Linked DNA regions of Homo sapiens: region 2 is linked to region 1. The links are chromatin loops, found by intact Hi-C in ENCODE. Cell type or tissue: thyroid gland. All regions are shown on one strand. Each heading gives the region's core, and the rest is flanking DNA. Links, peaks and the distances in the headings are about the cores only.

The links. Peaks named below come from ENCODE experiments on the same cell type or tissue, not always from the same donor. Only the 100,000 strongest peaks of a DNase experiment are listed, where the experiment ranks them.
Region 2: it touches region 1 in a loop (1.9-fold over the local background); 6 of 110 quality-filtered maps call a loop at or near these places.

Annotation. Positions count from the first base shown.
Region 1 is chr1:39,533,481-39,549,319 of GRCh38, reverse strand. It overlaps the pseudogene PPIEL. Among named protein-coding and RNA genes, the nearest start is that of PABPC4-AS1, 24 kb to the left of the region's middle. In thyroid gland, for the core only: a CTCF peak has its summit at 9,931 (motif pointing right); a DNase peak (open chromatin) is centred at 9,979; H3K27ac peaks cover 666 bases.
Region 2 is chr1:39,445,040-39,460,791 of GRCh38, reverse strand. It overlaps MACF1 (microtubule actin crosslinking factor 1), which reads right to left. Exons shown (of 101, transcript NM_001394062.1): 81 at 13,205-13,360; 82 at 12,894-13,100; 83 at 12,640-12,759; 84 at 12,029-12,198; 85 at 9,581-9,740; 86 at 8,442-8,636; 87 at 7,980-8,108; 88 at 6,942-7,085; 89 at 5,695-5,883; 90 at 2,302-2,422; 91 at 1,543-1,706; 92 at 1-160. Among named protein-coding and RNA genes, the nearest start is that of BMP8A, 39 kb to the left of the region's middle. In thyroid gland, for the core only: no CTCF peak of the experiment used is centred there; a DNase peak (open chromatin) is centred at 1,591; H3K27ac peaks cover 2,304 bases.

The sequences.
Region 1 (15,839 bases), core at 8,569-11,068:
AATAACCACTTTGAGATTCTTAGCAAAGCTGGAGGTACGGCCCCAGTCTATGTCCAAAAGTCTAGCTTTTGGACATAGACGTAGACTATGCCATATCAGCCTTGGCACAGGCTGGGACATTCCTTTTGGCTTGACTTAGTTCCTCCTCCTTATTCTCATTCACTTCTGTTAAGAGCTGGACTTAGGGCCTGACACTTACCAGTGACAACTTTTCTTGTCTTGGAGAGTTCCTAAGAGGGAACTTCTGACTGAAACCCTACATATTGAGTCCACTTCGCTGACCAAAGCAGTGAAGAACTGGACATAGCTAATTAGCTATTGGCTCATGGCTTGAATTTCTTAACATTCGTTTGATTCCTTCCTTTCAGTTTGGTCAGATGAAGACTGGGTGGAGAAGTTTGCTGGGAAGAGGATAAAGAGGAAGGTGGTTGAGACTTCCCAAAGCAGAAAGCCAGGAGGTAAGAATGACAGTTCATGCTTCCATAGGAGAGGCTGCTGCTTTCCACATAGGGAATTTCTGAGGTGAGTGGTGTTGGGTGAATTTAAAGGAGAAGTTTTGGCTTTCTTATCTAGGTGAGAAATATCTTATGTGGGCTCAGGTATTTGTGATTGCTGCTGAGCAAGGCGGATATCTGAGGTGAGAAAGGATGGTGAGTACTCTGCATCACCAGCATCCGCTATCCTCCTAGTCTTTGGCAGCAGGCTCACTGTCTTCCTGTTCTTGCCCTAATTCCAAGGGGGCAGAATCATGTAGAGGTCCCTTCCCCTCAGTCAGTACACAGGCACAAGGCTCTCCCTGCCCTCTCCACTTGCTCCTGCTTCTCCATCAGGCCATCCTGACTGTTGCTTCCCAGGATAATTTAAGGGCTCCTCCTCCTCAGTCCACCCTTTGAGCAGTGATATTTCCCTGAATTCCTTCCTTAGCCCTCAGCACCTCTCTCCACATTATCCTTATGCCATGTCAGCCCCTTCTATCTCCTAAGGTTATAACGATCTTTCATTGTCCGAATGATATTCTGATCTCTATCCCTAGCCCTGACCTTTCACATATTTCTGTTTGGGTGTCTTATAGGCACCATAAATAAAGCATATCCCAAATGGGTTTCATCACCTTTCTGGTCTTTTTTTATGCCCAATCTTAGTTCACTTTGCCATCTTCAACATAGTCACACCCAAACCAGATTCCTTGGTGCCAGCTTAGATCCCTCACTGTATTTCATACCTAATGCATTACCATACCCTGCTAATTTTATCTTTTAAATCTTGCGTTTCTCCTCTCCAGTTTTCTTCTGCCACTGTTGTCTTGGCTGAGGCCTTATCCTCTCTCCTGTGAATAATTGGAGTAGCTTCCTAACTGGTCTCCCTGCCCCAGGCCTGTTTTCCTCCTATCCTTAGCAGCCAGAGGGAGCTTTCTAAAGGGCAGATCTGACTATCTCACTCTCCTTAAGCATTCTAGGGACTCCCTTGATTTATAGGATTGAGTCCAGCCTCCATCAAAAGGGACAGAAGACCTCTCTATGTTCTGATTCCTGCTTATGTCTCCATATTTTATCTCCATTTTATATTCTAGGAAACAAGAGTTTGTAGATACCTGTAAATCTCTGTTTTGATGTAAGTCATTCCTCTGCCTGCAGTGTCCTTTTCCAATTTATTTTATGTGGCTAATGCCTGCTCATTTCTCATAGCGCAGCCCATTTACTGCCTTCTCCAGGAAGCTTTTCTGAATCCTCCAGTGAGTAAGGCAAGTATCACTCTGGGCTCCCATGGCCTCTGGGTTCCTGTGGCACCCTCTGTCCTGGCATTATATTGAAATGTGATTATATAGAAATGTGACTGCATTATATTGAAATTACTTATTTAACACATGTCTAAATATTGCTTACTCTATGCTAGGCACTGTTCTAAGTGCTCTACTAATATTTAACCCTAATAACAATTATTTGAGATAAGTACTATTATTATCCCCAGTTCTAGGTGAGGAAGCTGGGGCACAGTGAAGTCAGTACTTTGTTCAGCGTTACACAGTTCATAATGGTGGAGCTGAGGTCTGAACTAAGGCTGTAGAGCTCCAGGATCTGTGTGCCTTTTACACTGTGGGTATCCCTCCCCCGCTGGCTAGCCAGTTCCTCAAGGGCAGGGGCCATATCTATCTAACTGCCTATCTATTTATTTTTTATTTTTTGATTCAGGGTCTTGCTCTGTTGCCCAGGCTGGAGTGCAGTGGTACCATCACAGCTCACTGCAGCTTTGACCTTCCAGGCTCAAGTGGTCTTCCTGCCCCAGCCTCCCAAGTAGCTGGAACTACAGGCACACCACCATAACCAGCTACATTTTTCATTTTTTATTTTGTAGAGACAGGGTCGCACTGTGTTGCCCAGATTGATCTCAGAACTCCTGGGCTCAAGCAGTCCTCTTGCCTTGGCCTCCCAAAGTGCTGGGATTACAGTGTGAGACACCCCACCCAACTATATCTATTTAAGAATCCCAGTACTTGGCCTGATAGCTCAATACCTGTATGTTGAACTATTAATCCAAAAAAACAATAGAGTTGGCCGGACGTGGTGGCTCACGCCTGTAATCCCAGCATTTTGTCAGGCCAAGGCGGGCAGATCACGAGGTCAGGAGTTCGAGACCAGCCTGACCAACGTGGTGAAACCTGTCTCTACTAAAAATACAAAAGTTAGCCGGGCATGGTGGCACGTGCCTTTAATCCCAGCTACTCAGGAGGCTGAGGCAGGAGAATTGCTTGAACCCAGGAGGCGGAGGTTGCAGTGAGTTGAGATCGCGCTACTGCACTCCAGTCTGGGCGACAGAGCAAGACTCCCTTTCCAAAAACAAGCAAATGAAAAAATAGAGTTTTCTCTATCACACAAATGGGAAGGTTTGTATTGAATGTTATATTTATCCTCTATCCAGTCTTGTCTTGGAGCACAAAGCAAAAAGGCCCAGCATCCTCCACTATCTTCTGAAAACTTGCCCTCAGGCCTGAGCAAGAGGGCTGCCCGGTTGCTTCCATGTAGCCAGCCAGCATATGTGCAGGGCCAAGTCTAGAGGGAGGAGGGGGTGGCACATGGATGGTTTCGTTTAATTGGAAGACAGTGGGTAGATTGGAGCTGGCATTTGAAGATGTTGAGAGTTGTGGATCATGGGCAAGAAAAGCGCTGTTCTGGGACTGCGGGGCAGGAGAAGGAAACTGATGCTTCTGAGGGTGAGTCTGATGAGATAACATGCCTGTGTGTGGGCCTCAGGTTAGACAGTGCTGAGGTCTCCCGTCACTGGGCATCCAGCTGGGTGCTACGGCCGTGGCTCCTGCCTTCTGCAGCCCTGTCAGGGCCCAAGGCCTTCCTCATCAGCACTTGCTCCAGCCTACTCACTGGAGTTGTGTTCTGGGTGGGTGTGTAGAATACTCGCACTCCTACTTGGGGCATCAGGGAGCTCTCTAGCAATTTCTTCTGCACCTAGGGAGAGCCCACTGCTAAAAAAGGCCTAGTCAAATCCTCAGGTGTACATGGACATCAAGATTGGGAACAAGCCGGCTGGCTGCATCCAAACCCTCCTGCGTTCCGACGTCGTGCCCATGACCACAGGTGAGCGGGACACCATGGTCAGGACGGTGGGACACTGGTGGCTGAACAAGATGGGGAGGAAGCTACCTGGGGTCCTGGGCCCTTAACACTATTTCCATCTGAGGCGTCTCAGATCCCAGCATCTAGTAACAAATGAGGCACAGCAGGCATTTTTGAAGCTCTATAAAGGCTTAGAGCCATTAGAAAGGGTAGGCAACTAAAAGTTCTAAACAGTTTTAATTATCCTCTGGTTTGGTTTTATTGTTGGGTTTTTTTTTTTTTGTAATTTTATTTGGATATATTTTCAAACTTACAGATATATAGAATAAGAATTCTGTAAGAATATTTCAAGGGGCCAGGTGCAGTGGTTCACACCTGTAATCTCAGCACTTTGGGAGGCCATGGTGGGAGGATCACTTGAGTCCAGCAGTTTGAGATCAGCCTGGGCAACACAGCAAAAGACTCCATCTCTACAAAAAATACAAAGTTAGACGGGTATAGTGCGATGTGCCTATAGTTCCAGCTATTTGGGAGGCTGAGACAAGAGGATTGCTTGAGCCCAGGAGGTTGAGGCTGCAGTGAGCCATAATTGCACCACCACACTCCAGTCTGGGCAATAGAGCAAGGCCTTGTCTTAAAAAAAAAGAAAAAGAAAAAAGAAAAAAAGCAGTTAGGGGAACTCTCATATATCCTTTACCTACTCATTAATTTCCTTTTTTTGCCCTGTATGCTTTATCATTTTCTTTACATACATTACACACAGATGCGTATATGTATTTTTCCCCTGTTCCAGTCGAGAAGTTGAAGACCATGCACCTTTACTGCCAAATACTTCAGTATATATTTCCTAAGAACCAGAATATTCCCTTGCCTAATCAGAGTACAACTATCAAAATTATAAAATGTAACATTGAGTGATGAGCTATATTCAAATTTTATCACTTGTCCCAATATTGTCCTTTTTAGTAATTTTTAGCAATTTTTCTTCCCTGACAAGGATTCCCATGTTGATTTAGTTGTCAAGTCTCTTTAGTCTCCTTTTATTTGAAACCGTTTCTTAATTTTTCATTGTCTTTTTTGATCTTGACATCTTTGAAGAGAATAGGCCAGTTGTGTTTAAGGGTGCTCCTCAGTTTGTATTTGCCTAGTACTTCCTCATGATTAGATTGAGGTTATGTGTTTTGGCATCAATAGCACAGAAGCAGTGTGTTAGTGCATCGTTTGAGGAAGTACATGATGTTATTTCAGATATTTGCAATGTTAATTTTGTTGACTTGGTTAAGGAGTTATTTGCCAAGTGTCTTCACTGGAAAAAATGCTATTTTTTTTTTCTTTGAGACAGGATCTAGTTCTGTTGCCCAGGCTGGAGTGCGGTGATGTGATCACGGCTTACTGCAGCTTCAACCTTCCAGGCTCAAGTGATCCTCCCAGCTCAGCTTCCCAAGTAGCTGGGACCACAGGCATGCACCACCATGCCCAGCCAATTTTTTATTGTTTTTTGTACAGATGGAGGTTTCACTATGTTTCCCAGCTAATTTTTTTTTTTTTTTTTTTGAGACGGAGTCTTGCTCTGTTGCCCAGGCTGGAGTGCAGGGGCGCAATCTTGGCTCACTGCAAGCTCCGCCTCCCAGGTTTACGCCATTCTCCTGCCTCAGCCTCCCAATTAGCTGAGACTACAGGTGCCCACCACCACGCCCAGCTAATTTTTTTGTATTTTTAATAGAGACGGGGTTTCACCATGTTAGCCAGGATGGTCTCGATCTCCTGACCTTGTGATCTGCCCGTCTCGGCCTCCCAAAGTGCTGGGATTACAGGCATGAGCCACCGCACCCAGCCCTTTTGTATTTTTTTTTGTAGAGATGGTGGGTTTTGCCATGTTGTCCAGTCTGGTCTTGAACTGGACTCAAGTGATCCTCTTACCTCGGCCTCCCAAAATGCTGGGATTACAGACATGAGCGGCCGCACCCAGCCAGAAAAGTACTATTTTTAAGGGTATCAATCAGAAACTAAAACTTTCTCTCCTTACTATTCAGCCCATCTCCCAGAGGTAGCTACAATTGACAGTTGTGTTTTCCTTTTTTTCTTAAGTATTCATGATGACCTTTTTTTACCCATAATCTTTTTTGTCTTAATCTAGCTTTTAAAAATGTTTCTTAAAGTCATAATTGCACATAGTTTAAAGAAAATCGTTCTATAATAAAACATTCTTCTGCTCCCCCAACATAATTTTTCTGCCCTGCCAGAGGCAACATTCATTTCTTTTAACTATTTTAATTATTTGGGCTTTTATTGCTATGTCTCTGAAAAATATACTCATATTACTATTAGTAATCCCAGACTGGAGTACAATGGCATGATCTTGGCTCACTGCAACCTCCGCCTCCCGGGTTCAAGTGATTCTCCTGCTTCAGCCTCCCGAGTAGCTGGGATTACAGGCGCCCACCACCATGCCCAGCTGGTTTTTATATTTTTAGTAGAGACAGGGCTTCACCATGTTGGCCAGGCTGGTCTTGAACTCCTGACCTCAGGTGATCCACCCACCTCTGCCTCCCAAAGCGCTGAGATTACAGGTGTGAGCCACGGCGCCTGGCCTCCCTCCTCTGCTATCCATTTTAGATACCTCTCATCCTCACCTCAGCTGGTTCCTCTGCTAATCTAAATGGCTTATCAGGTGGGGTGACCTAGACCTTTGTCTGTGGGGATTTGAGCTCCTGGTCATTATATACCTTCTCAGGTCATCGCTGCCTAGCATAATTGGGTGGGGGAGTCCAAATGTTTATTCAGTTGTCCTAAGACCAGTTTATAGAAAGTCCATCTTTGACCCAGTGATTTAAGATGCCAAGCTTTATGAAATATTTAATTCCTTTATATATATATATATATATACACACGCACACACACACACACACACATATATATGCATATATACACACACATATACATACATACACATATATATACATTTTTGTATATGTGTGTGTGTGTGTGTGTGTATATATATATATATTTTTTTTTTTTTTGAGACGGAATTTCACTCTTGTTGCCCAGGCTGGAGTAAAATGGCATGATCTCAGCTTACTGCAACCTTTGCCTCCCGGGTTCAAGTGATTCTCCTGCTTCAGCCTCCCGAGTAGCTGGGATTACAGGCACATGCCACCATGCCGAGCTAATTTTCTGTATTTTTATTAGAGATAGGGTTTTACCACATTGGTCAGGCTGGTCTTGAACTCCTGACCTCAGGTGATCCACCCACCTCGGCCTCCCAAAGTGCTGGGATTACAGACCCGAGCCACCGCACCTGGCCTATGTATATATTTTAATAGAGATGAGGTCTTGCCGTGTTGCCCAGGCTGGTCTCCAACTCCTCTGCTCAGGCAATCCTCCTGCCTTGGCCTCCCCAAGTACTGAGATTACAGATGTGAGCCACCATGCCTAGCTGAAATACTGAATTTTCATACGTTTCTGGGTCTATTCGGGACTTTCTCTTCTTTTCACCTAGTCTGTTCTATCTATTTGTGTGCCACTTCCACACTTAAGCATTTAGTTTAAATAAAGGTACTATGTACTTTTTTAGATTTGGAGAGCTGGAGTTTGGGGGTGTGTGTGTATTTTATTTCAGAGACAGGGTCTCACTTTGTCACCTAGGAGTGTGCCACCATGCCTAGCTAGTTTCTGTATTTTTAGTAGAGATGGGGTTTTGCCATGTTGGCCAGGCTGGTCTCGAACTCCTGACCTCAGGTGATCCACCCACCTTGGCCTCCCAAAGTGCTGGGATTACAGGCATGAGCCACCGTGGCTGGGACCCAAATGATTATTTTTATTTTTGTAGAGATGGCATGTTACAGAGAGCTGGAGTTTTAATTATCTAGTTAGATATTCTTACCTCAGCACTTTTCTCTTTCTCAATCCCAGAGAATTTTCTCTACATGTGCACCCATTTAAAGGACTCGGCTTCAAGGGAAGCAGCTTCCACCGCATTATCCCCCAGTTCATTTGCCAGGGCAGTGATTTCACAAACCACGGTGGCACCAGGGGTAAGTCCATCTACAAGAAGAAATTTGATGATGAAAACTTTATCTTCAAACACACAGGACCAGGTAGGAACCACTCATCGTGTGGTGACAAGGGAGGCTGGGCGAGGGCAGCTGGCCGTGCAGGGTGGAAGGATGAGCCGTGGTTCTGGCTGAGAAACAGGGAATCTGGAGGAGACCCAGCTACCAGACACAGGAGAACCGTTCAGCCTTGCTAGGGTGGAGTTAGCTTTGGGCTTTGAAAAGCTTTTCTGTTTTTTATTTTGGGTTATTTCAGTTCCCATTTGTCTCCTTTCATTAAAAGAGGAAGAAGCATAGACGCCTGGGTCTGCTCCTACAGGGGTGTCTTGTTATTGTTTTTGTAACTTTTTATTTTATGTAATGTCAAGCTCACGGAAGAGTTACAAGAATAGTGCGATGAACCCCATACACCTTTGCTGGCATTTACTCAAGTTCACCAGTTGTTTATATTGGTGAACATCATTTCCTATTTATTCTCCTTCTGTGTATTTTTATAGACAGTGCGTATTTTTTTAGAGCCATTTGAAAGTAAGTTGGAGAGTTCATGTTCCTCTACCACTAAATACTTCAGCATGTATTTCATAAGAAACAGGGTATTTTTAATGTTACCAGGACATAGTTCTCAAAATCAGAAAACAAACACTGCTACAATACTATTCTCTCAACTGCAGTGCATATTCAGATTTCCTCATGTGACAGCACGTCATCCTTTTGGGGCTTTTCATGGTTGGCACGTGTCCTAGACTCATAGATGCGCTGCCCATCCACCCACACCACACTGCCCTGTTGCCTCACTCACATCTCACGCGCCGTCGCTGCATGCACTCTCCTTCCTCTTGCCAAGGATCCCGCTGCCTCTCTCGTGCTCCTTCTTACGTAGTGCAGAACTCTGTGTGCTAGAGAAAAGCACAGCCCTGAGCTATCTGGTCCCTCTTGAGTTGAGGAGCTCAGGTCTTAAGGGCACCTTGAGCAATGCCCAGTGGTCCTCCCAGATTGCTGGAGGTACTTGTCATCCATCGTCTGACTGGAAAACACGCCTTTTCTTCACTCCTCAGCCCTCCAGCATTGCTTCATACACTCTCCCTCTCAGCTGATGGTGTCGCTTATTTATAGAAACAATCAGAAGAGAACTATTTAGTCTTCCTGCAGCCAGATCTACTCCCCTGCCTGCATCATTCTCTCCTGCCTGGCCTGCTTGCCTTCCTGTGACAATGGTGGCCTCCCTCTTCTCCTACCTTTTGCCCCATGGTGTCTTCCCTCAGTCTCTTCCCTTGTCTCTTCCTCCTCCTAGTCTCTAAATTTTTGGAGGGACCCAGTGCTCACCATGGCTTTTCTGTATCTGTATTCACTCTTTACCTCAATAGTTCTCACCCTTTTACCCTAGCACCTGCCTCTTACAGCTCATGCTCTAGTGTGCTGAGATGGAAGTCACAGCTCTGCACCCTTCCAGTGAATGCCTAATTAAAAACACGGTATTGGCTGGGTGCAGTGGCTCACGCCTATAATCCCAGCACTTTGGGAGGCCGAGGTGGGAGGATTGCTTGAGCCCAGGAGTTTGAGACCAGCCTGGGCAACATGGCAAGACCCCATCTCTACAAAAAATACAAAAACCAGCCAGGCATCTTGGTGAACACCTATAGTCCCAGCTTCTCAGGAGGCTGAGGTAGGAGGATGGCTTGAGCTGGGGAGGCAGAGGTTGCAATGAGCCAAGATTGCACCATTTGGACTCCAGCCTGGGTGACAGAGTGAGACTCTGTCTCAAACGAAAAACCCCACAGTATTATTTCATAGTTGTAATATAAAGGGAAATTAAAGGAAAACAATTTGTAATAACATAATATGCATTTCAGTATTCAAATGCTTGGAAGCAACTACATGTATGAAGTACTTGAACATGTGTACTTCTGCCTAGAGCTGCACTTAGTAGTGTGGACTGATTCAGGTGTGTTGTTTTGGCAGAATCAAAGTAACATGATGTTTTGAAATAGTAAAAATCTCTTGGTAAAATTCTGAGCAAAAAGAAATGAAAAGTGACAGGATGGGTTGATTTCTGGAAAAATTTGATACAAAAAAATAATTCTTTGGATTTATATGGAACATGGAGTTAGGGTGTAGGCTCAGATCATTATAAATAGATTTTTCTTATCTACATGAATGTTATTCAGGGCTTTTGAAAGTCCAGGATTTAGAGTAACTCTCCATTACGTAGGAGACTGCAGGACATCTAGAGTCCCTCCCTGATCCCTTCCTTCCAATGCCAGTAGCACCGTATTACTGACCACCAAAAATAGACTGCAGTTTCTGGTAGCCCCTAGGGGGCAGTATGATACCACTGAGAACCCATGCCCTGGGCAATCACGCCGCCCAGTCCCAGGACTTTCAGTGAAATCACCGAGTTAAGCTTGTCCACATGGGTCACCATGCTGATGGCTCCCTGAGCTCCAGACTCCTGTCCAACCACCTACCTTTCACCTTTGCTGGATATCCCACGAGCATCTCACACTTCACATGTCCAAAATGTGGCCTTGGCCTTCTCCCCCACACCCTTCCTCCCCCTTTTCCCTGTTTCAGTAAATGACTCCACCATCCACTTAGCTGCTTGGTCAGAAACTTAGGCGTCATCATGGACTCCTGCATCACCTGCAGGCCACATCTATCTGACTTCAGGTCATCTCCTGGCCCAGCTACTCTTCACCCTTCCCCCACGACCACCAAGTCCTGTTTCCAGCCTGGCTTCTTCACCCTCATAGTCTGATCTTCACTTGGCAGTCAGAGTGATTGTTTTTAATCATAAATCTGATCACATCATCCTCCTGCTGACCCATCCTGCGCTGTGCGTGGGGACGCTGTCCTACAGGGTTAACCCACCTTGGGTCCTGGCACCTCTCTGTGCCCCTAGGATGTGCTGCCCCTCGCCCTCTGCATCCATAGGCAGTCTCGCTGTTCCTCAGACATGCTGAGCTCACTCCTGCCTCAGGGCCTTTGCACATGCCCTTTTCTCTCATGGAATGTTCTTCCTCCACTGTCCAGATGGTTCACACCCACTTCCTTCAGATGCCACCCATGTGTCCCCTTGGCTGAGAGGCCTACCCTGACCTCTCCCTAAAACAGGCTTTCCTGCCACCTCACTCTTCTTTTTAATCAGCTTCAGTTTTCTTCTTACGCTTATTACCTGAAATTGTGTTATACATTTATTATTTTACTTATTTATTTTCTGTCTCCCTTTCTCCCATGTCAGCCTCGTGAGGGCAGGACTTAGGCTTTCTTGTTCACCATTGTATTCTGGAACGGTGTCTGGCACACAGCAAGCATGCAATAAATATTTGAATATTTATTTTAAAAAGCTATTGGTTGTGCGTGGTGGCTCATGCCTATTATCCCAGCACTTTGGGAGGCCGAGGCCGGCAGATCACCTGAGGTCAGGAGTTAGAAACCAGCCTGGCCAACATGGTGAAACTCCGTCCCTACTAAAAATACAAAAAAATTAGCCAGGCGTGGTGGCGGGTGCCTGTAGTCTCAGCTACTTGGGAGGCTGAGGCAGGAGAATTACTTGAACCCAGGAGGCAGAGGTTACAGTGAGCCAAGATCACGCCACTGCACTCCAGCCTGGGCGACAGAGCAATACTCCGTCTCAAAAAAAAAGCTATTGACAGGCTGCTTTTTTATGTGCCAGGCTCCCTGATTGACTCTGGGAATCGAGTGGAATGGGGCCAGGTGCGGTGGTTCGTGCCTGTAATCCCAGCACTTTAGGCTTAGGCAGGCAGATTGCTTGAGCCCTGGAGTTTGACACCAGCCTGGGCAACATGGCAAAACCCTGTCTCTACAAAAATTACAAAATTAGCTGGGCATGGTGGTGTGTGCCTGGTCACAGCTACTCGAGAGGCTGAGGTGGGAGAATCGCTTGAGCCTGGGAGGTTGAGGCTGCAGTGAGCTATGATTGGGCCACAGCACTCCAGCCTGGATGACAGAGTGAGATCATGTCTCAAAAAACAAACAAAAAGAGTAGAATAGGACATGGTCCTCATATGAAGGGCGTACCCAGTCTAGAGGCCCAGCCATGAAGAGGGGGGTTTCTTATTGCCACAACGAGATGTAGCTCCTTATCCTACGCCCCCTAGTCCCCTGGCAAACCCAGGCTTTTTATTTGTTTGTTTTGTTGTTGTTGAGGCAGAGTCTTGCTCTGTCTCCCAAGCTGGAGTGCTGTGACATGATCTTGGCTCACTTGCAGCCTCAACCTCCTGGGCTCAAGCAATCCTCCTGCCTCAGCCTCCCAAGTAGCTGGGACTTATAGATACATGCCACCACACCTGGCTAGTTTTAAATTTTTTGTAGAGATGGGATTTTTCTCTGTTGCCCAGGCTGGTCTTGTATTCCTGGACTCAAGTGATCCTCCTGCCTTGGCCTGCCAAAGTGCTGGGATTACAGGCGTGAGCCACGGTGCCTGGCCCCAGGCCTTTTAGACTGAACTCAGACATCACCTCCTTCAGAAAGCCTTCATGATGAGTGTTTGTGTGAGTATCTGTTTCTCTTTTTCACAAACACTTAGGTGACTCTAGTGCTCCCATTCTATGCACAAATGTCTCTGTCACTGGGCTTTGCCATTTTGTAGTGTAATTATCTTTTTTTTTTAACGGCTTTAGTAGGATATTATTTACATACCATCCAGTTTGCCCACTTAAAGTACACATTTTAATGGTTTTTAATGTATTCACAGAGTTGTGCAACCATCACCACAAATAATTTTAGAACATTTTATCCCCCAAAAGGAAACTTCATACCCTTTAGCAGTTGCTACTTATCCTGTTGGTCCCCTGCCCTGGGAAACCCGAATTTACTTTCTGTCTTTATGGATTTTCCCATTCTAGGCATTTAATATAAGTGGAATCATACAATATGTAGGCTTTTGTGAGTGTCTTCTTTCACTTAGCATAATGTTTTCAAGGTTCATCCATGTTGTAGCATGTATCAGTACATCATTCCTTTTTTTTCTTTTTGTTTTGGTTTTTGGTTTTTTTTTTTTTTTTTTTTTTTGAGATGGAGTCTCACTTTGTCACCCAGGCTGGATTGCAGTGGTGCAGTCTCGGCTCACTGCAAGCTCCGCCTCCTGGGTTCACACCATTCTCCTGCCTCAGCCTCCCAGCTGGGACCACAGGCACCCGCCACCACGCCTGGCTAATTTTTTGTATTTTTAGTAGAGATGGGGTTTCACCGTGTTAGCCAGGATGGTCTCGATCTCCTGACCTCGTGATCTGCCCACCTTGGCCTCCCAAAATGTTGGGATTACAGGCGTGAGCCACCGCCTCCGGCCCCATCATTCCTTTTTATTGCCAATTAATACCCACTGTCTGCACCCCACATTTGTTTATCCATTCATAAGTTGATAGATTGTTTCTACTTTTTGGCTATTACAAATAATGCCACTGTGAACATTCACATACAAATTTTTGTGTAGACATATGTTTTCATTTCTCTTAGATGTAGCCATAGAATTGGAAATGCTGGGTTATATAACTATTTATTTATTTTTTTTTGAGACAGAATTTCACTCTAGAGTGCAGTGGCACAATCTCGGCTCACTGCAACCTCCACCTCCCTGGTTCAAGAGATTCTCCTGCCTCAGCCTCCCCTAGCTAGGATTACAGGCATGCACCTCCATACTCGGCTAATTTTTGTATTTTTAGTAGAGACGGAGCTTTGCCATGATGGCCAGCTGGTCTCGAATTCCTGGCCTCAAGTGATCTGCACAAAGTGCTGAGATTACAGGCATGAGCCACCGTGTCTGGCTGATAACTATTTTTAATGTTTTGAGAAACGACCAGACTGTTTGAAGTGGCTGTACCATTTTGCATTCTTTTTTTTTTTTTGAGATGGAGTCTCACTCTGTTGCCCAGGCTGGAGTGCAGTGGCGCAATCTCAGCCCACTGCAAGCTCCGCCTCCCGGGTTCACGCCATTCTCCTGCCTCAGCCTCCCGAGTAGCTGGGACTACAGGCGCCTACCACCACGCCTGGCTAATTTTTTTGTATTTTTAGTAGAGACATGGTTTCACCGTGTTAGCCAGGATGGTCTTGATCTCCTGACCTTGTGATCCGCCCGCCTTGGCCTCCCAACGTGCTGGGATTACAGGCATGAGCCACTGCCCCATTTTGCATTCTTAACGGCAGTGTATGATGTTTCTGATGCCTCTATACCCTCACCAACACTTGTGATTATCCTTCTTTTTTTATTAGACCTATCCTAGTGATGTGAAGTGGTATCTCATTGTGGTTTTGATTGGCATTTCCGTGCTAGTTAATGATGTTGAGCATCTTTTCATGTGTTTATTGGCCTTCTCTATATCTTCTTTGGAAAAATGTCTCTTCAGACCCTTTACCAATTTTTAATTGGATTATTTGTCTTTCTATTGTTGAGTAAGAATTCTTTTGTTTTTTGTTTTTTGAGACAGGTTCTCACTCTGTCACCCAGCCTGGAGTGCAGTGATGTGATCACAGCTCACTGCAGCCTTGACCCTCTGGGCCCAAGTGATCCACCTGTCTCAGCCTTTCAAGTAGCTGGGACTACAGGTGCATGCCACCAGGCCCAGCTAATTTTATTTTTTGTAGAGACAGGGTCTCCCTGTGTTGCCCAGGCTTGCCTCAAGTGATCCGCCTGCCTTCACTTCTCAAAGTGCTGGGATTATAGGCATGAGTCACCACACCTGACCAAATATAGTCAAGAGTCCTTCTTTTTTTATTTTTGTAGTGACGGGGTCTTGCTCTGTTGACCAGACTGGAGTGCAGTGGCACAGTCACAGCTTGCTGTGGCCTCAAATTCCTGGGCTCAAGTGATCCCTCTGTCTCAGACTCCTAAGTAGCTGGAACTACAGGCATGCACCACAATGCCTGGCTAATTTTTTCTTATTTTTTGTAGAGATGGGGCTCTCACTTCGTTCCCCAGGCTGGTCCCAAACTCCTAGCCTCAAGTGATCCACCCGCCTCAGCCTCCCAAAGTACTGGGATTACAGGCGTGAGCCACTGCGCCCGGCCTTTTCTTTCATTCTATAGGTTGTCTTTTCACTTTTTTGATGGCGTCGTTTGAAGCACAAAATATTTTAATTTTGATAAAGTCTAATTTATCTTTTTTTGTCACTTGTACTTTTGGTGTAGTGATTATGAAGATTTACTCCTACACTTTCTATTAAGTATTTTATGGTTTTCTCTCTTACACTGAAGTCTTTACTCCATTTGAAGTTAATTTTTGTGTATAGTGTGAGGAAAGTGGTCCAGCGTTACTCTTTTACATGTGGATTTTCAGTCGTCCTAGCACCATTTGTTGAAAAGGCTAGTTTTTTTCCTGTTTAATTGTCTTGGTATCCTTGGTGAATATAGTTGACCATAAATGTAAGGGTTTCTTCTGGATTCTAAATTATATTTTGTTGATCTGTATGTCTGTTATTAGGCCATTACTACTGTGTCTTAAATTCCATAGCTTTGTAGTAAATTTTTAATTCTGGAAATGCGAGTCCTCCAACTTTGTTTTTCCTTTCAAGATTGTTTTGGTTATCCTGAGTCTCTTACATTTCTTAAGAATTTTGGGATAAGCTTATCAACTCGTATGAAAAAAGCCAGCTAGGATTTTAATACAGATTGCACTGAATGTGAAGAATTTAGGAGTATCATCATCTTAACAATATTAAGTCTTCTGATCCATGAACACAGGATATCTTTTCATTTGTTTAGGTCTTCTTCAGTGTTTTTCAGTAATGTTCTTTGGTTTTCTTTTTTTTTTTTTTTTAATTGGGATGGGGTCTTGCTATGTTATCTAGGCTGGTCTCGAACTCCAGGGCTCAAGCAATCCTGCCACCTTGTCCTCCCAAAATGCTGGGATTATAGATGTAAGCCACCATGCCTAGCGAGTCAGAATTCTTTAAATATTTTAGATACAGGTCTCTTATCAGATGTATAATTTGCAAATAGTTTCTCTCATTCTTTTTTTTTTTTTTTTAGACAGGGTCTCACTGTATTGCCCAGGCTGGAGTGCAGTGGTGCAATCACAGCTCACCACAGTCTTGGAACTCCTGTACCCAAGTGGTCCTTATGTTTCAGCTTTACAACTAGTTGGAACTATAGGCACACACCACCACACCTGGCTAATTTTAAAAAATATTTTTGTAGACAGCTGTGACTGCACCATTGCACTCCAGCCTGGACAACAGAGCAAGACTCTTCTAAAAAAAATACACAC
Region 2 (15,752 bases), core at 359-2,858, 80 kb after region 1:
ATGCTAAAATGCCATCGATAAACTCCTGACGTGTTATCTTCCCATCCTGGTCCTTATCAATGCGCCGGAAGAAATCCATCACTCGAGACTTTTTGTGATTCATCCAACGCATATACTTTTTCCTCCAGACATCAAAGTCAAAGTTGGCAAATTCTTTCAACTACACAGAAATCAGAAGTGTCAATAAGATTTATTTTTTGGGCCCTCAAAAGCTGCCCAGAGCATACCCAAACTTTCAGACATTCAGTAAAGCCATGCTTCCAGGGGCCATCAACAATGAAATCTATGTGTTTGCTTCTTTTGTGAAGGCACAATCTGGCTCTTTCACTTAAAGCCATGACTATTTACACGAGCTATGGTATAATGGAATAGCAAGAGAAACAATAACTGAATCACCATGGAAAATATGGAGCACACAGAATGAGAATGGGTGAAGCCAGCCTTGCTTTCCCTTTGGGCTTTTCAAAGGATCACTCTCTTAGATGCAAGGAAATGGATTCTAACCCAGAAGGGAGGTCCTTAGCACTCCTCGATTATGTTGTTTTGAAAGGCATTATAATCACACATAGGGCTCATATCAGGAGGCTCGTGTTTACCACTATCTTCTGAGATTTCAATGAGAAAATCTGAGTTCTGGATGGAAGCATTGGGAACCCAATGTTGTATCCAAGCATGTTTCTTTGGAATGGCACCAGAGAGCAAATTGCCCATCTGACCTCCATGTTAAATATTTGGCCTTGATGGAAAACAGCAGGCCTATGCAGTGGGCAAGACAATTTTCAGCTACTTAAGTCTACGTTAATGATATACACTCAAAATGACTTAAAGAGTGCAGCAGTTTCCCCTTGGTCTTTCAAACTCCAAAGTTAGAAGGAATGGGGGAAAAAAGCACCAAGAACCCAATAAGCTTAAAAGTCAACTGACCTAAGGAAAAAATAAACAAAACACAGAACACTCACTTCCAGGCATAGCTGCTTTGATATGCACAAATAAAAAAATACAAAAGATATTAGAGGCTTGTTTTAGAAACTAGGAAGCATAGTACTATATTTTTTATACTGGGTAATGACACTTCAAAATAGAGTTGCTTCTCATGATCAAGTGAAGACTAATAACAAAATCATTAAAAATTACTCCTATTTCATAATTCTGTAGCATCTGTTTTTACATGAAAGGCTCAACAAGGGTCATTTTTGTGCTATGCTACATATCTGGAGATAAATTTCCAAAGTTCTGTTCCTGATTCCCAACCACAGCAAGATGCTGAGGCAGATCAGGTCCTGGCCCTCATTATGGACTGGCTGTTTTCTTGCTTTCCACACCTAGAAGCTTTAGCCTACTCTGTCACAAACGGTTTTCTTACACATGTGTCTTTTCTCATTCAGGGGCCTCAAAGAATGAGTACTGGCTTGGTATAGGTCTGTTTCTATTGTGAAAAAGTAAATTAAGACACAAGGTTCACATTAAGAGAGCCTCAGAAGGGCTGTGTTTTGATTGAAAAAAGCACTTTGTTTCAGGGAAGGCCACTCAGCAGGGCATTACCTCCTCCAGCCGATCCAAGGCATCATTCAGTTTCCTTTGCCGCTCCAGTGCTAACAGCCACACCTGCTGCCAGCGGGCAGAAAGCTGGTTGATCCGTGGGTTTTTTGCTTCAGACTGTGAAAGGATTGGCATGGGAGGAGGGGTTGGCTGACTTAGGGATTTCCCTAAAAGGAAAAATAATCACAAGATTAGAACAGCTGGTTAGTATACAAAGAGAAATAGCTGTATGTATAAACCTAGAAGATCTTTATAATAATATCCAGTCAATAACTGAGAAAAGAAATACGGGACTTGGCAATATTTAGATACGGAGGTGTACTAATTCCAAAAGTACTGATCCTCCCAGCACATACTTACCTGCTGCCTACATATCTCCAAGCAATTCTGTCCTACCTTAGTGAGCTGATGACACGTTAACTCAACTAAAAAAGCAACATATTCTGTAGAAGCTGTTGTGTTGATTAAATTAGTACAAGCCAAATGTAAACAGCTAGGGCTGATAACCAAAACAATGGAAAGGCCACTGTTAAAAAATAAGCTTAACCACCTCGTAATTTCATACCAATCATACCAAAGAATATGGAGTACAGCTACTGTCTGTCAATGTAAGAAAAGTGAGTTTCAAAAATGAGAGATTTTGGTTCAAAACCAACACGGTTTTTGAAAATGGAATATAATTTTTTTTGATAGGCATTTGGAAAGTGCTCATCCTCAATTAGCAGGAATGAAGCATCCTAACACAGGGGGCTGGAAACATACTGCCTCCGCTGCGGGATTTCTCTATGAAAGGCGCGTGAGTAGGCTCTATGTTTTTCCTTTTGTATGTCTTGGTGACCCGGTCCACGTCAGGCTGTTTGCGAGTCATCTCCTCCATAAATGTCTGTTAAACACAAAAAATAGGAAAAAGAGTTAAATATTGTATTTTTACTCTTATGGGGGCAAAGGAAGAGCTAGGATGGGTACTTTACGGCCTGTGGTGGCAGGAAAGGCTGTGTGGAGGCTGGTGCCTGAGTTGAGTTACTGAGGGATGTAGTTTGGATATTTGTCCCCTCCAAATCTCATGTTGAAATGTGATTTCCAATGCTGGAGGTGGGGTCTAACGGGATGTGATTGAGTTATGGGGGCAAATTCCTCATGAATGGCCTTGGTGCCCTCCCCATGGTAATGAGTGAGTTCTTGCTGTTAGTTCACATGAGAACTGGCTGTTTAAAAGGAGCCTGCTATCTCCTCCTCTTTCTCTCTCTCCCTCTCTTGCCATGTAACACGCTGGCTCCCCTTTGCCTTCCACCATGATTCTAAGCTTCCTGAAGCCCTCACCAGAAGCAGATATTGGCACCATGCTTCCCGTACAGCCTGCAGAACCGTAAGCCAAAATAAACCTATTTTCTTTATAAATTACCCAGTCTCAGGAATTCCTTTATAGCAATGCAAACGGACTGACACACTGAGCAATGAAGAAACAGTCAACAAATGGTGGGAAGGCAGTCCTGGAAGAGGGTGCAACCCAAACAGAGACAGGGATGCCTGACAGTGCTGTGACCAGGACCCCTCCACTCACTGGCTGGGCAGAGGATGCAATCAGAGGAATGGCAAGAGGCAGGGTTGGAGAGGCAGGCAGGAGACAGATCACGAAAGGCTTCTGTGTCAGGCTAAGGGTTGGCCATTTATTCTGAGAGCAACAGGGGGCAGCTGAAGGATTTCGATCCAGGTAAGAGACATGATCAGACCCATGCTTTACAGCTATCACTCTGGCTTCAGTGTAAAACATGGAGTGATGTGGGGGTGGGGGTAAGTGTGGGATGGGGAGTGGCTAGCAGTGAGAAGACAGGTTAAGAAACCATTGCAGCAACTGAGGCAAAACATGGTGAGGGCCAGAGCCAGGGCAGGAAAGATGGAACCAAGAGGTATTTTGAAAGTGGGACTGACAAGCCCTGGTGAGTGGCTAGATGTGAGGAAAAGGAGGAACTCCAGACATCACAGGCCTCTGAATGAGGAAAGGGGGGGCAGATCTGGAATGGACAAATGACGTCAGGCAAGGGGGCAAAGATAAAGTGGAAATTTTAGAACTGCTTCTAGTTTACTGTATGTCTGGACTTTAGGAGATGATAGTGCTGAAGATGAAAAAGATGCAGAAGCTTTATAGGTAATAGCTAAAGCTGTTAGACCAGATAAATCTTAGCAGAGTGAGGAGAGCATCAAGAATGAGACGTCAGGGAACAACACTGATGAATAGGCAGGGAAGAGGAACCAGCTAAAAAGGCTAAAAAGGAACGGTCAGAGAGATCAGAGGAAAACACAAAGATTAAAGGACACAGAAGTCAAAAGGGAAGTTTTGGGAAGGGATGAAGAGCCAGCTAGGTTACATGTCAAACAAAATAAAGACTGAAAAAACTCTGTTGGATTTAGCCAGTAGAATGTGACCAGAACAGTGTCAGCCAGACCACAGGGACTTGGGGAGTGATGGGAAAAAAGGAGATGAGACAGGGAACAAGAAGCGTAGCTGAAAAAGGAGGGGAACTCTGGGTTGGAAGGACATGTCTGGAAGCTTTAGAGAAAAGAATAAACAGGGAGAGACTGAAGACATAGAGGAGAGAGAGGAAAACAGAAAGGAGAAGAACTGAATAGGAAGAAGATAATCTCTCAGAGAGGAGGTACATCCCACAGGAAGGACAGGTGCTCCTCGACTTACGATGAAGTTACATCCTGGCAAACCCATCGTTAAGCTGAAAATATAACACACCTAAACTATGGAACATCGTAGCTTAGCCTGGCCTACCTTAAACATGCTCAAAACACGTTAGCCTACAGTTAGGCAAAATCATCTAACTCAAAGCCTATTTTATAATAAAGTGTTGACTATCTCATGTAATCAAAGTGAAAGAATGGTTGGATGGGCACTCAAAGTGCTTTTTTTTTGAAATGGAGTCTTGCTCTGTCGCCCAGGCTGGAGTGCAATGGTGCGATCACAGCTCACTGCAACCTCTGCCTCCCTGGTTCAAGTGATTCTCTTGCCTCAGCCGCCTGAGTAGCTGGGATTACAGGCAACCACAACCACACCCGACTAATTTTTATATTTTTAGTAGAGATAGGGTTTCACCATGTTGGCTAGGCTGGTCTCAAACTCTTCACCTCAAGTGATCTGCCCCCCTTGGCCTCCCAAAGTGCTGGGATTACAGGGGTGAGCCACCACGCCTGGCCTCTAATTGTATAGTTTCTACTGAATATGTATAACCTTTGAACCATGATAAAGTTGAGAGACTGTAAGTCAGGGACTATCTGTATAGTGAGTTCTCACTTGCTGGGGTAATTGTTTATATAAACTAAAAAGACCATATAGTCTACAGTATAACTAATCAACATTCACGCTTGAATTCAGTATAAATGATTATGGTTAAAAATAGTATTTGCCTCTTAAGGATATATTATGAAGATGGCCCACCTGAGCTTTCCTCCATTCAGTTTAGTCTAATGTGCACCTTCACTGACCACTGGGTTCATGCGAGAGAGCTTTCTGAACCAGGTATAATGGGGACCAGTGGGACCCTGGCTCAAATGATGGTCAATAAAAACAGGCTGTGGCAGGCAGACTTCTAAAAAGGCCCCCAGGATTCCCACTCCTGTATGCACACTCTATGTAATCCCCCTCCCTTGAGTGTGGGCAAATGATGGAATATTCACTCCCTTAATTACATTTCATTCTTCATTACATTTCAAGACTCCATAGAGCACTTTGGACAGTTTCTCCGGCTGGCTGTGTGGCTAAGACCTGAGGGGGCCTCTAGAAGGCAAGAGCAACTCCTAGCTGAGAGCCAGCAAGAAAGTAGAGACCTCAGTCTTACATCCACCAGGATCTGGATTCTGCCAACATCCTGAGTGAGCCTAAAAGAGGACCCTGAACTCCAGATGAGACTGCAGTACTGGCTGACACCTTGATTTCTGCCTGGGGAGACTCCAGGAAGAGGACTTAGTCAACTCATGCCCAGGTATATGAAGCACAGAAACTATGAGGTAAGTAAGTATGTGTTGTTTTACAGTGCTAAGTCTGTGGTAATGTGTTAAGCAGCCATTTAAAAACATATACACAGGGCAACAGAGATGGTCTCCATGCCCAACACGGAAAACACCAGTGATCACACAGTGAGGTTAAGATACCTGATGCTCAGCGATAAGGGCTTTAACTCGGTCAATGTTCTGCGGGATTGGCTCCTGATCCCGCTGAATGAGGGTGGTCTCAGCCCACTGGATCCATGCCAGAAGTTCTTCCAGGAGCTCAGCATTAGCCACCAGTTCTGACAAGGCCGTTTCAAGACGCTGCTGGTGCTGCTTAGCCCATGTCAGGACCTGTGGAAAAAGAAGGAAACCATGGCCTCTTTCAGTCAAGCATACCCCCTTTGTTTCCAAAGCCCTTTTTCATCTGATTTTCATAATGGCTTTTTATTTTATTTTTTTGGAGACAGACTCTCGCTCTGTCACCCACACTGGAGTGTAGTGGCACAATCTTGGCTCACTGCAACCTCTGCCTCCCGGGTTCAAGTGACTCTCCTGCCTCAGCCTCCCAAGTAACTGGGATTACAGACTTGTGCCACCATACCCAGCTAATTTTTTGTATTTTAGTAGAGATGGGTTTCACCATGTTGCCCAGGCTTGTCTTGAACTCCTGAGTCAGGTAATCTGACCGCCTCAAGCCTCCCAAAGTTCTAGGATTATAGGCGTGATCCACTGCTCCCGGCCAACACAATGACTTTTTAGAGGAGAGACCACCCAAACAGTCAAGAGGCTTCACTATTACCCCAGTGACAACTGGGATAAGAGCTGGAATAAAATATCAGCCCTCCTGAAAGAAAATCTAGTATAGTTGTTCCTTGGTATCCATGGGGGACTGGTCCCAGTACCACCTGTGGATACTAAAATCCATGCATACTCAAGGCCTATAATTGGTTTTGTGCAACCTGCAAAAGTCTGCCCTCTGCACACATGGGCTTCGCTTCCCGTGAATACTGTATTTTCTATCCATGTTTGGCTGTGAATGTGGACCCCACCAACATGGAGGGCTGACTGTATTTACTGAACAATAACCGCATATAAGTGGACCTGTGCAGTTGAAATACACATTGTTCAAGGGTCAGCTGTACATCCTGTTAACACAGGATTTCCCAGGAAGGAGCAGACACTACACAACATGTCCACTGGAAGTCACATTAACATAGCACTATGCCAACACTACTCCTCCAGGTTGCCACACATTACCAAGAAAACAGTCTTTACTAAAATGTTAACTTAATTTTTGCTGAGTTATTCACAGTGAGTGAAAGATTCCTTACCTGGGGGAAAAATACTATACTATACTATAGTGATAGTTTACTGGGCGTGTGCAGTCCTCCTCTGAACCAGGGACTCACCTCCTCGAAGCGAGCTCGGATGATGGTGATCCAGTGTTTGATGGTTGTGATGCAATCGGGGTGGCAGACAGCCAGGATGACTTCTCCCATGGCTACTGCTGAGTTAACGTCCACTCGCTTTTCTTCTACTTTCTTCATGAATTCCTAAACAAAAAAGATTTGAAAACAAAAACGTAAAAAGTCTACATTAGCAGCACTGTTAGTTTACACTGAGGGGGGATAAATTTCAATGTTTTCTTTTTCCTCCATGTGTTAACGCAGACCTCTAAAAGCCTGTATAGTTATTTATGGCATTTTCATTCTAAAAGATGTGGGAAGGTGAGGGGTTTACACAAGAATGACTTTCTCTGGTGGAGATGACAACAAAGAATAGGACACACAGAGGTATGCCCCCCTTTTCCCATTCGAGTTAGTTTCTCTCTTTTTTAGTCCCATTTTTCATTTACTCTCATTTATATCCTATTTCATTTCATGTTGGTAAACATATTTGTATTGGAAAAATATAATTATAGTTGTAAAAACCATGATTTTAAAAAATACCCATAACAGAATATAATAACAAATCCATGATTAAAATCTCTGAGTGGATAACATAAAAATTTAAAAAGGGAAACATTTCCCACCTCATTAGGACAGACTGAGACCCCAGACACTGCACCATACTCTACAGCTTAGTAAGTGGTGCTGGGGGATCAGATCAGGGCCTAAAGCTGGTAACATAAGGCAAACAAAGGCGTATGCAGGTGAGGAGTAAAGAAGATGAAATAGTCAACATTTTTCTTAATACCATGTTTAAAAAACTTGTTACAACCAACATATATTACTTTTATAAGAATGAATGTTACTGTTTAAGGTGTCAAAAAACCCATCAGTCGCTTCCCTTTCATTCCTGCTAAACCAATGAGCTAGGGCCACTCTGGTTTTGTTCCTTTTCATGTGAGCTCTGATATTTCCAAGAAAAAGTTGCTTTCATTTAGTGGTAGGCAGCCCTCAAGGTGGTAGGTAGCATGAGGTCACCAAACCCCAAGGCTGGATTACCTTATGGGTGTCAATGAGAGACTGCAGGGCCTCTGTGTCATCAGGAAGTGCTCCCCGAAAGCGAAGCGTTTGCTCTGCTTCAGAAAGCCACTCCAACAGCATGTGGACTGTGTCTCGAAACACTTCCGCCTGAAATAACCAAGCACAAAAGATTCAACCTCTCTCTGCAGCCAAGGACCTAGATACTGGGACATGCTAGGGAAAGGGTCCAGTGTTCATTCAGACATTTCATGGCCTCATCAAAACTCCACAAAGGTTATCTTTCATTTGTAGATCTTTGAAAATCAACTGAATTCATTATTTCTCAAAATGAATATTAAAATTTTATAGAACATTCAGAATATCAATTTTCAACTCTGTTATACTTATTTCAAGACTGACTGGAACAGATTCTAGTAAAAGAAAAACCAAATAAACCCACTCAGATCTATCCCTTGGGTTGGGACAGCAAATATCCCTTACTTGTTTTAAGGCCTGCTCAAGCCGGCTTTGTTTGGAAACAGAGAGTTTACAGACAGTGTCCCAGCGAGTGCTCAGTTCCTGGAGCTGTCCTTTTACCCAAGTGGTGTCATCTCGACTATTCTCAATCAGCTCTCGGCCTGACCGCTTCAGGACCTGAACGGTTCCTGTTCGCTTTCCCAGTTCCTTCTGGAAAACCTAGAAAAGAAAATAGGAGAATTTGTTTGTTCAAGGAATGTTTTGAGTCCAAGAAACCACTGGGAAATAATAATTTTCTTGGTAGGTTCTAATCATGTGTCTTTTATGCATAGAGGGAGGCAGAGCAATGCATAAGAAAAAACAACCAGGCCGGGCGCAGTGGCTCATGCCTGTAATCCCAGCATTTTGGGAAGCCGAGATGAGAGGACTGCTTGAGCCCAGGAGTTCAAGACCAGTCTGGGCAACATGGCGAGACCCAATCTCAAGGGGAAAAAAAGAAAAAAGAAAGAAAAAAACAACCAGAAAATGTGGCTGTAAATGCTAGCTCAGGCATTTAGGAGATACATAATTTTGAAAAGTTGCTTAAGGCCCAGTTTCTTCATCTGTAAAATGGTAACCATTATACTAACGTTTCCAGAATTATGGGAAATAAAAACATCTGCTGTGCACATAATAAGAATCTGTTGTAATTTCAAGGTAAAGTTAAATGCTTGTGCTGAAACAGGAGGATATTACATAATTCAACATGACAGATAGAGATTATGTTAAATATTGGCGTGCCTGGTGTTAGGATTGTTAGGTTCAGAAGTGGTTTAAAAAAAAAATCACTCATTTCCATTTTAGGAGTCAGTGGAAATGGCTATCTTATGGGTTTCCGTTGGAATTTAGATCCATTTTGTGACTCAACTGAGAGAAACAAACAGGAAGAGGCGCAACCTTGAAGTGAAGTTTACACATTGCCAAATCTGAATCAAACCAATTTTGGTAAATTCGTTGTGACTAATGCAGAATCTCAGCAACAGTTTGTTTAAACACACAAAGCAACTGTCAGGCTCTCTTTCTCCCCTAGAAAGAAGGGCAGAGGCAGTCATATGTAGAAGACCCTAGGCAGTCATATACAGAAGACCCACTGCACTCCAATGTAGCCCAGACCTCACCCCTACCTTGTGTGCATCCATGAGGTTCATGACGAGGTCAAGGTCCCCGTGCACGGGCTGGTCCTCAGCCAGCTGTGGCTCCACCTTGTATAACCAGTCAACCAATGCCTGCAAAGCATCCATGAACTGACCCGAAAAGAGCAGGGCTTCCTCCAACTTGTGCTGCCTGAGAAATGCACACAAACGCTACCATTTTTAGGGATTCCTTTTACAAATGGCCCACAATTCTGCCTCGCTGAAAGGGAATATTGCTTGAACCCTATATAGAGAGTGACTTCTATGTTAGAACAGTTAGAAATACAGTAAAGGCCGGGCGCGGTGGCTCACACCTGTAATCCCAGCACTTTGGGAGGCCGAGGTGGGCAGATCACGAGGTCAGGAGATCGAGACCATCCTGGCTAACACGGTGAAACCCTGTCTCTACTAAAAATACAAAAAATTAGCCGGGCATGGTGGTGGGTGCCTGTAGTTCCAGCTACTCGGGAAGCTGAGGCAGGAGAATGGCGCGAACCCGGGAGGCAGAGCTTGCAGTGAGCCGAGATTGCACCACTGCACTCCAGCCTGGGAGACAGAGCGAGATTCCATCTCAAAAAAAAAAAAAAAAAAAGAAATAGAGTAAAAAGTGACTGAGAGATGGTGAGACATTTTAAATCAAACCACCCTCTAGAATGGATTAAGGGTAGCACAGGGGACAGGTAGAGATACCCTTTAGGCATCTTATAGCCCAGTGACACACAGGCACACCCTAACAACCCAAGGTCTGTGTTAATCACCTCATATACCACTCTAAGTAAAAGATGATAGTTTTGGTAGTGATCTGGAATCAGTTCAACTCCTAGCTCTGTATCAGTTGTGTGACCCTAGGCTGTTTCTTCATCTCCTTGAACCTCAGTCACCTCATAAAAAAAAAAAATTGGAGTACAGGCCAAGTGTGTTGGCTCACACTTGCAATCCCAGCACTCTGGGAGGCCAAGGTGGGAGGATCACTTGAGGTCAGGAGTTACAGAACAGCCTGGACAATAGCAAGACCTTGTCTCTACTCAAATAAAAAACAATGGCTGGGCGTGGTGGCTGACACCTGTAATCCCAGCACTTTGGGACGCCGAGGCAGGTGGATCATGAGGTCAGGAGTTCCAGACCAGCCTGGCCAATATGGTGAAACCCCGTCTCTAATAAAAATATTAAAAAAAATTAGCTGGGCATGGTGGTGTGCACCTGTAGTCCCAGCTACTTGGGAGGCTGAGGAAGAAGAATTGCTTGAACCGGGGAGATGGAGGTTGCAGTGACCCGAGACAGTGCCACTGCACTCCAGCCTGGATGACAGAGGGAGATTCCATCTCAAAAACAAAAACAAAAAACATTAACCAGGTATGGTGGCACATGCCTATAGTCTGAGCTACTCAAGAGGCTGAGGTGGGAGGATCCCTTGAGCCCAGGAGTTGGAGGCTGCAGTAAGTTCTGCACTCCAGCCTGGGCCAGAGAGCTAGACCCTGTCTCAACATGACAAAAAAAAAAAAAAATGCCAGGCGCGGTGGCTCACGCCTGTAATCCCAGCACTTTGGGAGGCTGAGGCGGGTGGATCACGAGGTCAGAAAATTGAGACCATCCTGGCTAACACAGTGAAATCCCTTCTCTACTAAAAATACAAAAAACTAGCCAGGCGTGGTGGCGGGTGCCTGTAGTCCCAGCTACTCGGGAGGCTGAGGCAGGAGAATGGCGTGAACCTGGGAGGCGGAGCTTGCAGTGAGCCGAGATCGCGCCACTGCACTCCAGCCTGGGTGACAGAGTGAGACTCTGTCTCAAACAAACAAACAAAAAAAAGTACAAATAGGGTAGCAATATTGTAATATTTAGCATGGCATAGTGGGTACAAATAGATAAAAGTACAACTTTTAGAACCAAACTGCCATGGTTTAAACCTCAGCTCTGCCAACAGGGTAGCTGAGTGACCTTAGGGGAGTTAAGAACCTCTTTATGGTCATTTTCTCATCTGTACAATGGAATAAAAATGGTACCCACCTCAGTGGTTATGAGGATTAAATGATTATCAGCTACTGTTTGGTACATATTCAGTAGTAATTGCCCAGCAAAGGTCAGGTATCATTATGGTTAAATGAGGTAATGCATGTAGAGGCTTTGGAGTGTCCAAGAGCAGTCAATAAGACAGTTGTTGGTATTACAAATTGATGATTTACAAATACTTTTGAGTTACTGATCTATTATTGTTGGTTTGATTTTATAGGCCTCTCTCTAATACAATAAGGTTCAAGTTTAAAATGAGAATTTTTACACATTTTATTTAAATTATAACAGTCTTTGAACTAACTGGTGGTGTTAAGATGGTACAAAACCTCTTACTGATGCATTAGCTTTATCACCATTTTATAGAATCTGGTAAGAACCTCTTGCTTTTGGGATCCCGGTTAGACCCCTGAAGGGGACATTCATGCTCACCGCTCCACAGACTTGCCACAAACAGTATCCCATTTGTCTCTGACTTCTCCTAGGAAATTGTCAAGTTTCTGACTATCTTCGGGAAGCAAAGTCTTTTCTTTCAGTGCTCTGCCAGTTCTAATTGTGGTATCATACACAGGCTGCTTGCCACCAAGAGTCTTCTGAAACTCCTATGTTTCCAGAAAGAAAAGAAAAAAGTGTTAAAAGTCAGACGACATCTTGATTTGGAACAAAAGAATTTGAGTTTTCAGGCTAGAAACCAAATAAAGTATGAATATCACCACTTTTTTTGAACTAAAATTAACCATAGCTTATCCTTAAGAAATTTATAATTTTTTGTTTATACCATATATAGAAGTGCCTGACAATTTGTGAAAGCCTACAGTTTTAACTAGTTACTCCCATAACTACTTTCCTTAAACTGTTATTTAAATGAGCAAATATCATGATTAGACCATCTAGATATAAAATGGAACCCTGGCTTCATCATTTTGACTTTTAAACATTAACCAATTGGTTTTCTTTTTACTAGCTCTGATTTTTATTTTTGGCAAGATACAAGCTTTAGCGAATACTATGGCTTGGGACCTAAGAGCAATTAACTGCTTTACCTTATGCTTAGAAAGCTGAAGTTTAATTTTGTCTGGGTCATTGGATATCTCTAGTTCTGAGTCCAGGTGACTCTCTGCATCTTCTAGCCAGTCAATCAGTTTTTTCCAAGCTTCATGGAACTAAAATTACATAAGAAATAAGTTAACAGGAATGAATATACACACTATACAGCACGTTTGAGAATCATCCCAGAGACTCAATACATGCAGCCCAAGACTCTTCAGTGAATTAGTATCTTTCTTCCCCAACTTACTTGTTTTGCCCGCTTCCTGGCATCATCTAGTGATCGCCCTCTTTCAATAGATCGCTGGACAACCTTCTCCCATCGAGACTGCACGCTCACCAACAAATTCTTGATCAGAACAACATCCTGCTTTTGGCTAAGGAACTTTAATTGATTCCCAGTTTGATCCAGCTCAATGATCTGGTCTCGATGAGCATTTACTTCATTAGCAAAAACCTGAGGGAACAATAGTGCTCTTTTTTAGCTTAAGATAAGATAAAGGGGCATTTCTTTCAATTAGTGCTTTCAAAAAGAATGCAGCATCATAATATCATACTTACCTTGTGCTCTTCTATCTGGGAAAGGACAGTATTTAGAATCAGGCTTGGTGGAGAAGCGATGTTTAAACTCTGCTCTGCTAGAGTGAGCCAGTTGATAAATTCTTGTAGGGAATTCTGGAATTCTGTTGCCAAGTTGAGGGCCTCTTCCAGCTTTGACTGAATTTCAAGTAAAACACACACACACAGAAAGAAAAAGCGCCAATTTCAGGAATTATAGGCTCAGCGACAAAGGCATGAATTGTACAACAAATGAAATGACCTCTAAAAAGGAAGCCTCATTTAATCAACGTCCAAACATGCTTTATTTGTAAAGAAGGGGACATTTTAATGTTAGTGTCTGAAACAAATGGGCAAGAACTGTGTACATGGAAAAGGAAATAGAGCACAATAAGCAGCTAAGTTCCTTTCTCTGCTACTCTCCACTTCCTTGAACGGGAATAAGACTATTCAATAACTGTAAGTGAACAGACCCTTTAGTGGTGACAGCTGCAGGATCTACAACCTGCTTTGGGTAATGTTTCAGTTTCCTTTAATGTACTTTTTGTGGTATAAAAACAGCTAAATGAAAAGCAATTTACTATGAAGATGATGTTCAATGTAGTACTCTTTGTTTAAATACATGTTTTCAGAAAATATGGCATATGAAAATATGAGTCTAAAAATTATGCTTATGCTATAAGAAGAAGAGGTAACGAAAGAAGCCAAGACATTCTAGGCAAAAATCTGACAACACTAGATGTAGATTTTCAGACACTTTCATTTACCTAAGAATGGCAACAACAAGAGCTCATTCAGGGAAAAGGCTACTCCTCACAAGTACGCTTCAATCCCACAGAGTTCATAAGCTCCATCCTCAGAGACCTACACTAACCTTTTGGTAATGACTTCTGCCTCTGGCCCCCCTACTAGGCAGGCAAAGTAAAAATGACAGGCTGACAAAAATGAGTATTTCCAAAATATTCACAGAAAAAACTCCAAGATGTACACCAAAAACGTTAACTGTTGTTAATTCTACCTGACTGGGTTGTAATTTCTATTTTCCTCTTTGCGCTTTCAGGTTATTTTTGTAACCACCCCCCACCAAAAAAAAAAAAATTACAATAAATGTTATAAAAATGTACAAACCCAATCTAAACAAATCAGGTGGAAAAATGAAATCCACTTCAAATATATATAGAAATGTTTAGAAATTAATATATTACAAGTTCCTAGATGATAGGAATTCTTTCCACATCATTCTATCCACATATTCTTTATATATTTTTTATATCTACTTTATAGATATAAAAGATATACTTTTATATCTAATTTATATCTTTATATTCTTTATATCTACATATTCTTTATATTTTCTTACTACAGCACCACACACATTTAATAAATGATTTTACTGATCCTGAAGGTAATGTTTCTGCAAAATAATAAACTATCCTTGACACTCAGCTTTTGCCTGACCATTTCTGATAATGGGCAACTATGTCTTAAGGTATTTTGCTCAACTATTAAGAAAACTCTCTGAAAATTTCTTGGTTATGAGCTGGAATCTGTCTCAGTTTATTTAATCTTAGCTTTGCCTTCTGCAGGATCTATGGATGACAGCCTGTCCAAGGATTGTTTTCTCTTTTTTTTGGAGATAGGTTATTGATGTCACCCAGGCTAGAATGCAGGGGCACCATCACTGCTCACTGCAGCCTCAACCCTCCAGGCTCAAGTGAGCCTCCTACTTCAGCCTCCCAAGTAGCTAGGACTACAGGCGTGTGCCACTACACCTGGCTAATTTTTAGGTATTTTTGTAGAGATGGGGTCTTGCTATATTGCCCAGGCTGGTCTCAAACTCCTGGTGTTAAGCAATCCTCCTGCATCAGCCTCCCAAGTGCTGGAATTACAGGCGTGAGCCACCAGGTCTGACTCTGTCCAAGAATTAGCATACACTTAGGTCCTTTAGCCATTCTTAATATAATCAAATTACCCAATCCCATGCTAGAAGGTTTTTAGGAAATTAATGCTTCTCTCAAGATGTTCATGTGTTTTATGCCCTTCTGTTCATTAATTTCCCAAAGATAGGGTCGTCTTTAGTGTTTCCACCATAAATCAGGCACAGGACTTGGCACACACTTGCTCAATAACTATTCATTGAGTGAATGTGGTCAACAGGTTTGTGTATGTATATATTTCATACTTGATCTGAGCAGCAAAAAATACAGTGAAACTCTGTACTCATAAAAAATAATCTTTTTGGGCAAACACCTTGATCCCTAGTCATCTTTCATTATTTTGTAGAGAAGAGAATTTGATTTTTGAGGATGAGTGGGAAGAGGTCATATAATTTACTTCTCTCCTGATTTCTAGTAAATTTCCTTGCACACTACATTTACGTTAGGAACCAAATTCCTTGTGGAGAATTATTCGTCAGTCCCTATATGCCCTGTCCCCAATCTCTCAACCCCAAGATACCAACTCCAGCAAAACCTTGTTTTTAAGTAGAACACAAATTGGTGATTAATATAGGACATAAAGCCCATCACGAAGCGATAATGGCAGTAATGTC